Regions from separate parts of the Homo sapiens genome. Here region 1 is linked to region 2. The links are chromatin contacts, found by Hi-C or POLR2A ChIA-PET in ENCODE. All regions are on one chromosome and are shown on one strand. Each heading gives the region's core, a stretch centred on a gene start or an enhancer-like site at or near the end of the contact. The rest is flanking DNA. Distances are from core to core; before and after follow the strand shown.

Evidence for each region. A loop is a pair of places that touch in the nucleus more often than their neighbours do. ChIA-PET counts read pairs that join two places held with the same protein, here RNA polymerase II (POLR2A). Pooled maps may share reads with other maps.
Region 1: a loop to region 2 is called in a map of sigmoid colon, with 2.1 times the contacts of the local background. The contact joins the enhancer-like site here to the promoter of CIMIP6 in region 2. A Hi-C loop is called at or near these places in 3 of 168 maps with a recorded cell type or tissue (dorsolateral prefrontal cortex, heart right ventricle and sigmoid colon) and 9 of 50 pooled maps. POLR2A ChIA-PET finds 5 or more read pairs at or near these places in 4 of 52 experiments (H1, OCI-LY7, PC-9 and 1 more).

Annotation. Positions count from the first base shown.
Region 1 is chr2:54,285,022-54,290,946 of GRCh38, forward strand. The region is part of intron 3 of ACYP2 (acylphosphatase 2); the gene reads left to right. Among named protein-coding and RNA genes, the nearest start is that of TSPYL6, 32 kb to the left of the region's middle. Within about 2 kb of position 2,722, at least 3 of the 41 ENCODE cell types and tissues checked have a DNase peak (open chromatin) inside an H3K27ac peak, as active enhancers do; they include heart right ventricle, where a contact is called at or near this core.
Region 2 is chr2:54,329,439-54,335,457 of GRCh38, forward strand. It overlaps CIMIP6 (ciliary microtubule inner protein 6), which reads left to right and starts at 1,446. Exons shown (of 5, transcript NM_001100396.2): 1 at 1,446-1,563; 2 at 5,379-5,586. The coding sequence starts at 1,538.

The DNA of each region.
Region 1 (5,925 bases), core at 1,472-3,971, 43 kb before region 2:
GGGAAGTTCACGATCAAGGCACTAGCAGATTCAGCGTCTGGTGACAGCTCTGCTCTGCTTCAAAGATTTTGCCTTCCAGCTGTGCCCTCATATGGTGGAAGGGGCTGACAAGCTCCCTTGGGCCCTCTTTTATAAGGGTACTGGTCCCTTTGGAATCCTCATGAGCTAATCATCTCACAAAGGCCCTATCTCTTAATAACAACACATTAGGAATTAGGTTTCAACATACAAATTTTGGGAGGACACAAACATTCAGACCACAGCACTGAGTTTCTAGGATACCACGGTCTCCTGGCTTTCCTTCTGCCTCACTTGCTCCATCTTCTCAGCCTATTCTGTGGGATGCTCCTCTTGCTGACCACTTCTCTTCTGTTTCCATTTATTCCCAGGTATTGCCATCTAGCCCTGTGGCATTAAATATCATCTGTAATCAGTTCCCAATTTATAATTCCAGTTTCAATCTCTCTCCTAAATTCTGTTGTTAACGTAGGTGTCTAAAAAGCATCTCATGCTTACTGTGTCCAAAACAGAACACTCAATTTCCACCCTGTGGCTAAGACTGCTAGCTGTCCTCCAGTAATCATCCTCTCCTTCTATTGTAATACATGTGTTTTTACTGGGCACACAGCCACTCAGAATAAAGCCTACATTGACAACATCTCAGTCTCTTTTGTAGCTGAGTTCTGGCCAATGAGATGTAATCAGAAGTATTGTGTGGCAGCTGCTAGAAAACCTTTTTAACATACTGCAAACATATATAATCTTCCTCCTCTTTGCCTTCATCTATCCTGCTGTCTGGAACACAGATGTGATGGTTGGAACTTTAGCATCCATCTTGGGTTATGAGAATGGAGGACAACATCCTAGAAATCATGGAGTGGTGAGTTGGAAAGGTCTCTGAAGGTATGGAGTTGTCATACCTGTCCTGGACTGCCCACCTTCAGGCTTCCTTTATATGATAAAGGAATACAGATGCTTCTTGACTTATGATAGGGTTATGTACCAATAAACCCATTGTAAGTTGAAAATACTGTAAGTGAGAAATGCATTTAATACACCTAACCTACTGAACACCATAGCTTAGCCTAGCCTACCTTAAATGTGCTCAGGGCCAGGCGCAGTGGCCTTTGGGAGGCCAAGATGGGAGGATTTCTTGAGCCCAGGCATTCAAGACCAACCCTATAGCTGGGCTAAACTATTTGGCAATGCAGTACATTGTAGAGTATCCACTGTTTACCCTCGTGATCTGGGAGCTGTGGTTTGCTGCTGTTGCCCAACATTGTGAGAGAATATCAATGCATATTGCTAGCCTGGAAAAAGATCAAAATTCAACATTTGAAGTAAGATTTCTACTAAATGTTTATCATGTTAGCACCACCAGAAAGTCTAAAAAATGTGAGTTGAACCATTACAAAGAGTCCCCCCATCAGGGACTCTCTGTAAACTACCTTCTTCAAGCCACTATTACTGTGCTTCAAAGCTGAATCTAACCCTAACTAATAGTCATCTATGTCTATCAGAGAACAATCCTCCTTTCACATACCAGGCAACTGAAAATATAAAATTGGTAGAAAAGATGATCCGTTTTTACACTACTTTGCTCAACAGATAACTTTTCTAGAATATAATTGTACTGATTAAGGATTTATACTTCCATTTTCTCAGGTTTTAAATGAATTCTAATAAAAATCTTTATGCTGTTTTGATTATACTCCTCTCTAAATGGATTTGTCCTCATCTGACATTTTGTGCTGGTTTGAAAACTTTCAAAGACAGGCCTAAAACAAAATACAGCCTTCTCAATACATAAAATCATATCCAAATGTGAGTTTTCTCAGGCTATAATATCTAGAATTTTTTAACTTTGAAATGCAATGTTTATTCAATATATGGTAAAAAGCTCCGTAAGTATTTGTGAATGAATGACTTAGTAAAGAGTATACTATCACATAATTATTTAACTACATAAAATTACCCTGGTGATTTAAAAACATGTTCCCCAATTTTTTGATACTCTTTTCACTAAAGGTGAGTGCATTTGTGCTGCTATAACAAAATATCTTAGACTGGGTAATGTATACAGAAACTTATTTCCCACAGTTCTGGAGGCTTGGATGTCCAAGATCAAAGTGCTGGCAAGTTCAGTGTCTGATAATGGCCTGATCTCTTCTTCCAAGGTGGCACCTTGAACACCATTTCCTCCAGAGGGGGCTAACTCTATGTCCTCATAGCAGAAGAGGTGGAAGGAATGGAAGGAACAGACTTACCCATTCAAGCCCTTTTTATAAGTGGCTAATCCCATGCATAAGGGCCCCCCCTCATGACCTAATCACCTCCTAAATGCCTTACTTCTTAATACTGTCACACTGGCAATTAAATTTTACCATATGAAATTTGGGGGATACATTCAGACCACAGTAGGTGAGATCTAATTTCCTTCCCCTTGAACATGGGCCAGCCTTAGTGACTGACTTCAAACTCATAGAATGTGTTAGAGGTGACACTGAGTGTCTTCCAAGACTAGGTTAGAGCAGGCAGTACAGTTTCTGCCTGGCTCTACTGGACATACCTTTGGATCCCTGTGACAACACACACATAAAATGTCTGGCTACTTTGAAGCCGCCATGCTGAAGAAGTCATGTAGGGATAGAGGGAGACGACTGAGGAGCCAGAGCTGTTGCAGAACCCAGCTGACTGAGTTTTCCCAGCATCATCTGCCAGACTTGTAAGTGATTCCAGTTATTCCAGTCCTCAGCCTCAGAGCTGCTCTTGGCAAGTACTGCAAAGATGAGGTTTCCCTGTTGAGCCCTGACCAAATTGCAGACTTGTAAGCTGGCTAAACAGTGTTTGTTATTTCTAGGTGTGAGGGTAGTTTGAACAGCACCCACAGTATTGGGAACATTCCCTCATCAGCACGTTGACTCTCTATGCTGCTTGCTTGATTGTCTTGGAGAACATAATGACCCTTTCAGTCATTCCCTTTGGGTTAATTCCCTCTGTGGAAAAGGGGTATTCTTGCACTTGCCTGCCACTCCTGTAGCCACAATTTAGAGAGGGCTTTGTTCCCTTCACCTTTCCTCTATCCAGGGAAAATATCAGACCTGTTGCCTTCCAAAATGGAAACAAAATCACCTGTTTCAAAGCAAGCTGCCTTAAGATGTGGTCTGTAAAGATACTACAATTAAGTGATAAGCTTTCCCTTTTCTTTACCCTAGAAACAGAAACAGACTGTGTTTCAGCATAATGCAGGTGACCAAGGCATATCCTCCATATAGGAACAGAGCAACTAAAAAGAAAACTATAGCCTCATTAACTTGTCTGAGGTAGTGATTTGTTAAGTGAAAAGCAGTGGGTGGTGTAGTTTTTAAAAAGGTGGGCCATATTACCATTTCTTCAGTGCTTCCTGGGGAAAAGGATACTATCATTATGTATATTCTCTAGGCCAGGTTTCACCTAGGCTAGAGAAAGAACAATCTAATGTAATTCTGTCTCATTAGTGCATTAGTGCATTTCCCTCAAAAGGAAAATTATTTTATAAATGGCTGATATACTTGCCTACTATAAATGATGCATGGTATTCTAGTTTATAAATTGATCTCCTAGGAAATCAGGTGTTTGTTCCCCTAAACTTGATCATTCCAGAGAGCTTTTAGGATCAATTCCTTGACCAGAGAAGAGCTTTGGCAACTCCACCGATGTAACGGTGCCTTGTAGGATCCCACAGAAAGCTGCTAACTAGTTTTTTTCTTTCTGTGATGTACATTTAGCTGTAGCAGGAAATAGTGTGTAATTAGAAGAGGCTCCCAAAGGTTGAGGCCTTATCTGGATGATTGCCAAGTCCAAACTGCACTTTGTAGACCCAATCTCAGGGAGTCCAGTTTCTTCCACAGCAGGACCCACCTACTGGCTTTAGTTTCATGGTTGTAACTTCTGCGACCCCAAGCTTTTAATTCTATTCAAAGCCTCATCATCTAAAAGTCATTTGGAAAACTAAAGAATGACAGCTATCAACTATATATAAGTAGCTTTCAATTCAAAAGAGGGAGGTGTAATATAATGAAGTTAAATTACATTTTGATTCTGGTTGCTAGATATTCTTTGATCATTAATGGTGTCAGCAAAATTGAGCACACCTTAAAGTCAGACAACCTCTTCCATGAAATGTTTCTCTCCTCTCCCTTTCAGCCTCACATCCTTCCTTCTTCTACTTTGTCACCTCCCACTAGATAAGCAACTTGGATATATTGATGACGTCCTCTTATTTGCCAAAAATTCACCAAGCTGTTAATAACTTAGATTTATTTATGAAAACTACAGCAGATTTAAGTCAACCAACAGGCCCAAGCTCTTTAAATTTTTTGTTACTAGGGTGACAATTCTACACCCAATTTTAGTTTTCAAAATCTAGGCAGAAACACCTTTATTGGGATTTAGCAATGACTTTGTTTTATAACCTGCAGAGATTATTAGGAAGATACATATTTCTTCCTCACCTTCTATTTTGTTCTATATTTTTGTTAAAAGTTGGCATATGAGTACAAAAAGGAAAACGTTTTTTATGATCATCTCTGTCTACATAACAGACTGAAATTTGTGAGCATTTAACACATTTGTGCCGAAAAATATTGAAATTATAAAAGTACCATTTACAGGCAGCCACCTACCAACTAAAACATTACTATGGCATTCTTACCTTCCATCATGAGCCTCCCTATGAACTGAGTCACATAGGAGAATCTAAAAAAAAAATCCTGGGAGGTTCAAAAGGTAGCCATTTCCCTAACAATGAGACATGTCCATAAAGAAGGGCTTCATTATTTTTGATTCTCGTCAAATATTTCAAGGCATTCCGAGAGCCCCCATCTTCAGGGTTAACCACATGTAGTATGCTCAATACAGCCGGTGTCTAATACACAGCCAAACAGTCGTCTTTCCATTAAAATGTGATTTTTGCTTCTGCTTTTCCATCTAGCACATCTGTTCTTCTAGCGGTTCTTGTGTCGTTAGCCGCCTTTCCATCCCACCTTGGCGCTATTCTTTTAATTCAATTGTGCGCAAATTGCATCAGGCTGTCAGGGCTTCGCTTTATGAATTTCCCTTTGAGGACTTGCACATTCCTCTCGGCACAGAGGTCGGAGCCGGTGGGTGCCCGGCTGCCGCCGCCCCGCGATCAATGGCACCTGAAGCTTCCCCGGGCGAGGCCGTGGCTGCCTGGCTTGGTCCCGGAGTCCACGGCCACAGAGACTGGTGCCTTGAAGACGTGGTTTTTATAACCATAGAACGTTGCATGCCTTATTTTAATGGAAAAGGTATCTAACGAAGTCGGCCGTAAAGCAAAACTCCTTAAATAAATCTGTTCCCCCACCCCTACCATTTCCATTATAAAATCAAACAAACAGTATCAGCAAGCCGGGAAAATACAGAGCTTTTTATGTTTGCACCTCACTTTGTTCCCAGCAGGATTTAAAGTGATTTGTAAGCGTATGTAAAACAAGAGCATGTACATTTAAAAGTGAAAAGGGATTAAAAACTAGGGTGGGGACATAAAATAGAGCCAGGACAAGGCTTAAGTGATGCCTAAAATAACAACCTCTGCTATGAGTGGGCCACAATTTGGCACTAGATTATCTAGTAGTTCTCTATCGGCTAATGGCATCCCCCAACCCCAACTCAATTTGTTTATGAGCATTTTTGGTGGGAGATGGAGAGATCAGGGTGAGGGTGAAAACGCAGGCGTGTCTGGCCAACTCATTTTTCATTTGGCTTCATGTAGGAGTCGATTTTAACATAACTGGAAGAGAGAACATCCTGGACTGTGCATCCTTAAAGCAATCTTCCTCAAATATTGCTCTTCTGAGACAAAGGCGCTCGTAAATATTGGAAGGCATTGAATTCAAAATCTAGGCAGGCTTGCCTTGCCAAGAA
Region 2 (6,019 bases), core at 196-2,695:
CATCTACACCTCACAACAACCCTAGGTATTTTCCCCATTTTGTGGATGAAAAAAATTGAGGCTCAGAGAGGTTAGATCATTTGCCCAAGTGAACTAGCTAGTTAAGTGGTAAAGCCAGGTTTCAAACACTGACTGCTCCCAGACCCTAAGCTCCTAATCACAGTGTGATGGTTAGGATAAGACCAGATAAGCAGGTGGTGTTTAATACAATGCCTAACAAATGCCTGGTCCCCTAGTGGAAGCTCAATTGCTATTAGTTCCCCCTGCTTTCTGGTTTTCAACCCACTTGCCCCATATTTATTTACTCATCCACTCCTTACTCACCAAACACACACACACACAATGACACATTCACACACACTCCAGTCTTTAACAACGAAGTCCACACTCAGGTATTTAGGTCACTAGGTGTCAAATCTACACATATATTCTTCTTCCTGATAGGATTTCAGGTCACATACATAAAATGAGTCCTAGGACCAACCTCTGCTCTCCCATCACTCTCCAAGGTGAATGTAAACACACACACGAACACTGACTCTGGATTCCAAACATATACGTATGCATAGCCTGATATAAGGCAGAATTCAACTCTGGACTTTTCTTTTTCCGTTATCCAGGGAAATGCGTGAGTTACTATGACAGATGCCAAAGACTTTTGGCTCTGGTAGTGGAAATTGGGAGGCAATGGTGAAATGAAGTAAGAAATTCCAGGGCCAGAAGGTGGATGCAAGTCAGCAACGGCTTTTCCCAGGAGCTTGCTCTTTTTGGGTAAGTGCTACACATACAAGCCCCAACCCGCTGCCTAAGCTACCCTATTCTGAACCCCGCTCAGGCTGCAACAGATGACACACAGCAGGGAGCCTCATTTGCAGGAGATGAGTGTTCCCTTGCTCTATTTTAATCCTGGCAGCCCAGCCGGGGAAGGTTTTGTCAGAAATGGTGGAAAACAGTGACAACCAAGCTTTCTGGAGTAAAGGCTAGGCAGCTCAGGAGCAACCAATCACGACTCGCACAGTATTGTTAACAATACAAGGGAAAACAAGTATCCTTCCCGCCGGCCCGCACTTTTGCAGCCAGCTTGGGCGACCCGTGGCAGCGCTTTGACGACGACCTGCCGGGCTCCGGAGGGCGGGCACGGCGGAGACGGCAGCAGCGCTGCCCCGCAGCTCCGGAAACAGCCCTTCCCCTATCCTCAAGGACCAAATCAGTCCTGATAAACACCCCTCCTGGCCCTACAATGGGAAGGGCAAGTTCAAACGCAGGGCGTCGAGCCCACACGCCTAGAGACGCGGCCAGGCACCCCCGCCCTCCTCGCCGCGCAGTCGCGCACAGTGAGCAACAGTCCAGCACCAACCCGGCTTAACTGCGCCTGCGCACTCCAGGAGTTTCCCCCCACGCCCCTTTCCGAGGACTAGCGCCCGTCGCTTAGCAACGCGCGAGTCACAGTCGCCGCGCTTTGCGCACCCTTTTCCTGGCAGGGCTGCGTCCCTGTTCTTCCCAGGAGGCTCCTCGCTGCCTGGTGCCGTAGAGGCCCATGGAGGAAAAGGAAGATAAGCATCAGTAAGTGCTGGGGTTTGGTGTCTTATTTCCCTTTCCAAAAACTATTTTCCTCCTTCAGGGGGAGGCCGGGATCCAGCATGGACAGTCCAGGCCAAGCTCAGACAGCCCCCTTGCTTCTCTAATTTCCAGTTGGCTGAGCGCTTACAACAATAATTTTTAAAACGCACCGTTTACTGAGCACATACTGTGTGTCAGGGACTTGACTTGCATTACCGGATCTAAAATTCTTGAAGTCATCCACTCCTTCTCACAATTATTAGCAGATTCTGTAGTCTTTACCTTTAAAATTATCCAGAATCTACCACTGCTCATCACTTTCAGTACTGTGCCCACCCAGTCCCAAGTACCAGCTTCTCTTGCCGGGATGCTGCAACAGCCCTCCAGTTGGTGGCTTTGCTTTTCCCTTACCCCTCTGCAGCCTCCTCGACACAGCAGTCAGAGCTATCCGTTTACAGCCCAGGTTAGATCGCCGTTCTCCATCCGACATCGTAGAGTAAAAGCCAAGGCACCTCCAATGGCCTATGGAGTCTACACAACACGCCCCTTACCGTTTCTTGCCTCCCTCTGACAGGACTCTGCTACAGCAAACAGGCCTTTCTGCTATCATCTGCAGTGATAAAGACCAGCATCAGCAGCACCTGGTTGTTAGGAATGCAAATTTTGGGGACTTCCCACCCCCGAGACACACAGAATCAGAAACTCTATGGCTGGGGCTCAATAATCTGGCTTCAACCAAGGCATCCAGGTGATTCTGATGTACCTTAAATTGAGACTATTAATCAAGGTAGTACATACAGCTAGTTAGGAATGATGTGGAGCCAGGGATACCCTCTTCCAAAGCCTGTATTTTTGTCCCTGGAACAATGGTTCTCACACTTGAACGTGCATAAGAATCAGCGAAACAGCTGGTTAAAACACGTTCCTGGGAACCAGCCCCAGAGATTCTGAGTTTGCAGTGCTTTCTAAAAACAAGTAAACAAAAAACTAGGTACATAAAGGAAATGGGCCCCATAAATTTGTATTTCTAACAAGGTCACAATTGATGCCAATGCTGCTACTCCAGTGCCCATACTTTTAGAAGCAGTGCGCTAAGGATGGTTACACTTCTGCTGGGAAGCTTTGGCAGTTACAGTTCACTCTGCTAGAATGCTTTTCCCACAAATATGCACTTAGCTCTCTCTTCCCCTCTTTTTTCATTTGCCACCTTCACAATGCAGCCTCCACCCTACCTGAAAATGCAAACCTACCTCCTACATACATACACTCCCTTTTCCCATTCTCTATTTTATTATTGTCCTTAGCACTTAACAGACTATATAATTTACTTTTTCATCCGCCTTTCCCCATTAGAGTGTAAGCTCTATGAGGGCAGGAATTTTTGTTTTGTCACTGCTTTATCATCAGTGCCTCCAACAGCACCTGGCACGCAACTCAATAAATATCTGTTGAAACAATGAATTATTCAATGTTATTCTCATATCTCTTACAATAGGTATTGTTCCTATCATGCAAATGAGACAAAGGCTCAGATATGGCAGAACTGGGATTCCAGTCCCTGTCTGACTCACTTCAGAGCCCATCAGTGTTTTTATCTGTGCTTTTCTTCTGGCAAGAGATTGCTCGAGTCATATATTTCACACTTATTTATCAACCCGTAGGCATTCATACCACAAGTGCTTAATCAAATGAATTTAACTATATAACAAATAGCCCCAGTCCTTTTCTTCAAGGACTTGATCACTACAAGTGTATATTGTTGGGTGATAACTATGAGAAACAGGTGGAAAAAACTGATGCCAGAAGCCTACAATAATAAATTAATTGACCCCAAAGACTCTACCTTTAAATAAATAATTGTATCTCTGGAAAGGTAATAGAAAAAGGTTTAGAAGTTTTTTACACTTTACCAGTAATCAGTTTTTCCAAATCCTTTGCAGAAAGTAATTTTTGGGAAGCAGGGAACTAGAATCCAAGGATTCTGAATGTTGTTTTTATGTGTACTGGAGGGGTGGTTGAGGGTATTCAAACAAAGCTGGAGTAAACTCCAGCAGATTCACCAGAAATATGTAAATGTTATAATGGCAGTCCATTTACCTTGGATGAACAGGACACTTTTCCTGATGTTGGGCACATGGTGAATTCAACAATGTACACCTTCATGGAACTTATTGACTAGTAAAGGATATTTGTAGTGCTTACTAAAAACAAGTAAACAAAAAACTAGGTACATAAAAAATTGTGGTGTTAATAAAAGAAATGAACAAAGTACTAAAATAGAGAATACATGTGGTAGAGGAAAGAAATCTAGGAAAAGCTGCTGAGGAGATGGTTTTAAGCTGAGACCTAAATATCCTGAGCCAGCTGTGCTGGGAGCTGGGGAAGAGCTGTCCAGGCAGAGCGAACAGCATGTGCAGGTGCCGTGAGGGAAAAGAGATTGATGTGTCCCTGGAACTGACAGAAGGCAGTCTGGTTGGAGGGTCTTGAGTGAAGTCGAAGAGGTTCACTGGGGCAAGTCACACAGGACCTCAGAGCTACAATTAGGAGGCAGTATTTTATTGTAAATGAATGGAAAACTACTTGAGGGTTTTAACTGCAAAATGATGTGGGCGAGGCACAGTGGTTCACGCCTGTAATCCCACCACTTTGGGAGGCCGAGGCTGGCAGATCACCTGAGGTCAGGAGTTAAAGACCACCCTGGCCAACATGACGAAACCCTGTCTCTACTAAAAAAAAATACAAAAATTAGCCGGGCGTGGTGGTGCGCGCCTGTAACCCCAGCTACTCAGGAGGCTGAGGCAGGAGAATCACTTGAACCTGGGAGGCAGAGGTTGCAGTGAGCGGAGATAGCACCACTGCACTCCTGCCTGGGACAGAGTAAGACTCCGTCTCAAAAAGGAAAAAAAGAAAAATGATGTGGTAGAAGAGATGGACCTGGCATTCGTTTGGAGGAAGGCAGGTGTTATACTTTAAGGGCTGTGTATAAGATTAAACGGTGCTACCTGCTTTCTCTGTGAATTTGGAGTTTCATTGACTCACCTGCTGTGGGATCATGGCTTTGATTTTAAAAGCTTCTATGTAAAAAGTATTCAAATTCATATATTTCATTCTTTATTTTTCAAGTATGTGAATTTTAAAAATACTGCCTTTTATAATTTCAATTTCTCCTTATTTGAAAGGAGAAAAATCTGATAAGCTGTTTCTTCCTATACATTTTTAAAATATTTTATTTTAGTAATTTTCGTATTTGTAACAGAGTGCTTACTAGAGGCAAAAAATGAAGAGATTTATTTTGACTGCCACATAGTGTTCTTTTCTTGAAAAGATAAATAATGGTGCTCCTTTGGTAGCTTTAAGTTTGCCAGACAAACTTTTAAAATTAATTGGTTTATCCTTGTCCAGATAGCTGTTTACTAGGTAAACGGGAGAATAAAGCCATTCTCTTGGTAATAAAACTTTTAAAGAAGTTGAGTTAACTATAGCGTGTAACTTATCCACACACGTGAGTACTGCAAACATGATATGGAAGCATAATCCAATCACTACTCTTTCTTTACTCCAAGCAAATAAGAGTTGGTGCACTGCACTGGTATATTATAATGAGTAATCATTATTAACACAAAGCCCTTTATCGCTTATATGATTTAGAATTAGAAAATGGCCTCCTAAATTTTAACAGCACAAACCCTTATAACTATTAATACAGCCTAAATTGTCTTGACTGCTGTTTGTAGTATATTTAAATCTTATTTTACATAATTTTGACTCAATATTTTAATGGTTACTGGGGTAAATGGTTTACTATTTATGTTTTTCAGACAGCATAAAATAGAGGATGCTGCTATAACATATGTAAGTGAAAATGAAGAAATTAAACACGAAGAAAAACCTGGAAAAAGCATACATCATTCAAAATCACATGTTGGAAGAGGACGTATATATTATGCTAAATTCATTAACACAAATGCAAGAACATACAATGAACCATTTCCCTACATAGATCCCAAAAAAGGGCCAGAAATACAGGTTGGACAGATGTTCATTGTATACAAATAGAGATTTAGATTCAGATGCTGTTTTGCAGAATAATTTGGTCACAGACTATAAAGGATGAGACACATCTCAGAGTAGTACTTATCATAATCCAATAGTTAAAAGCAGTAACCTGAAACTATTTTGCCAGCTGACTTTTACATATAAACAATACGGATACAGGGAGGGAATCTAAGTAATTGTTTCCCTAGATTGGGTCAGATTATTGCCACAAAGTAGTGCTTTGGGGTTACTAAAGAAATTTCATGTATTTACGATATATATTCTAATATAAAAATGTCCCATGATACTCAGTAATTCACATACCTTCTGTAAAATAATAATCATTTATTGAAAGCATATGAAGTTCTAGGAATGAGCTAAGTGTTTTATATAAATTATATTCTTTAATCTCTACAACAATTTC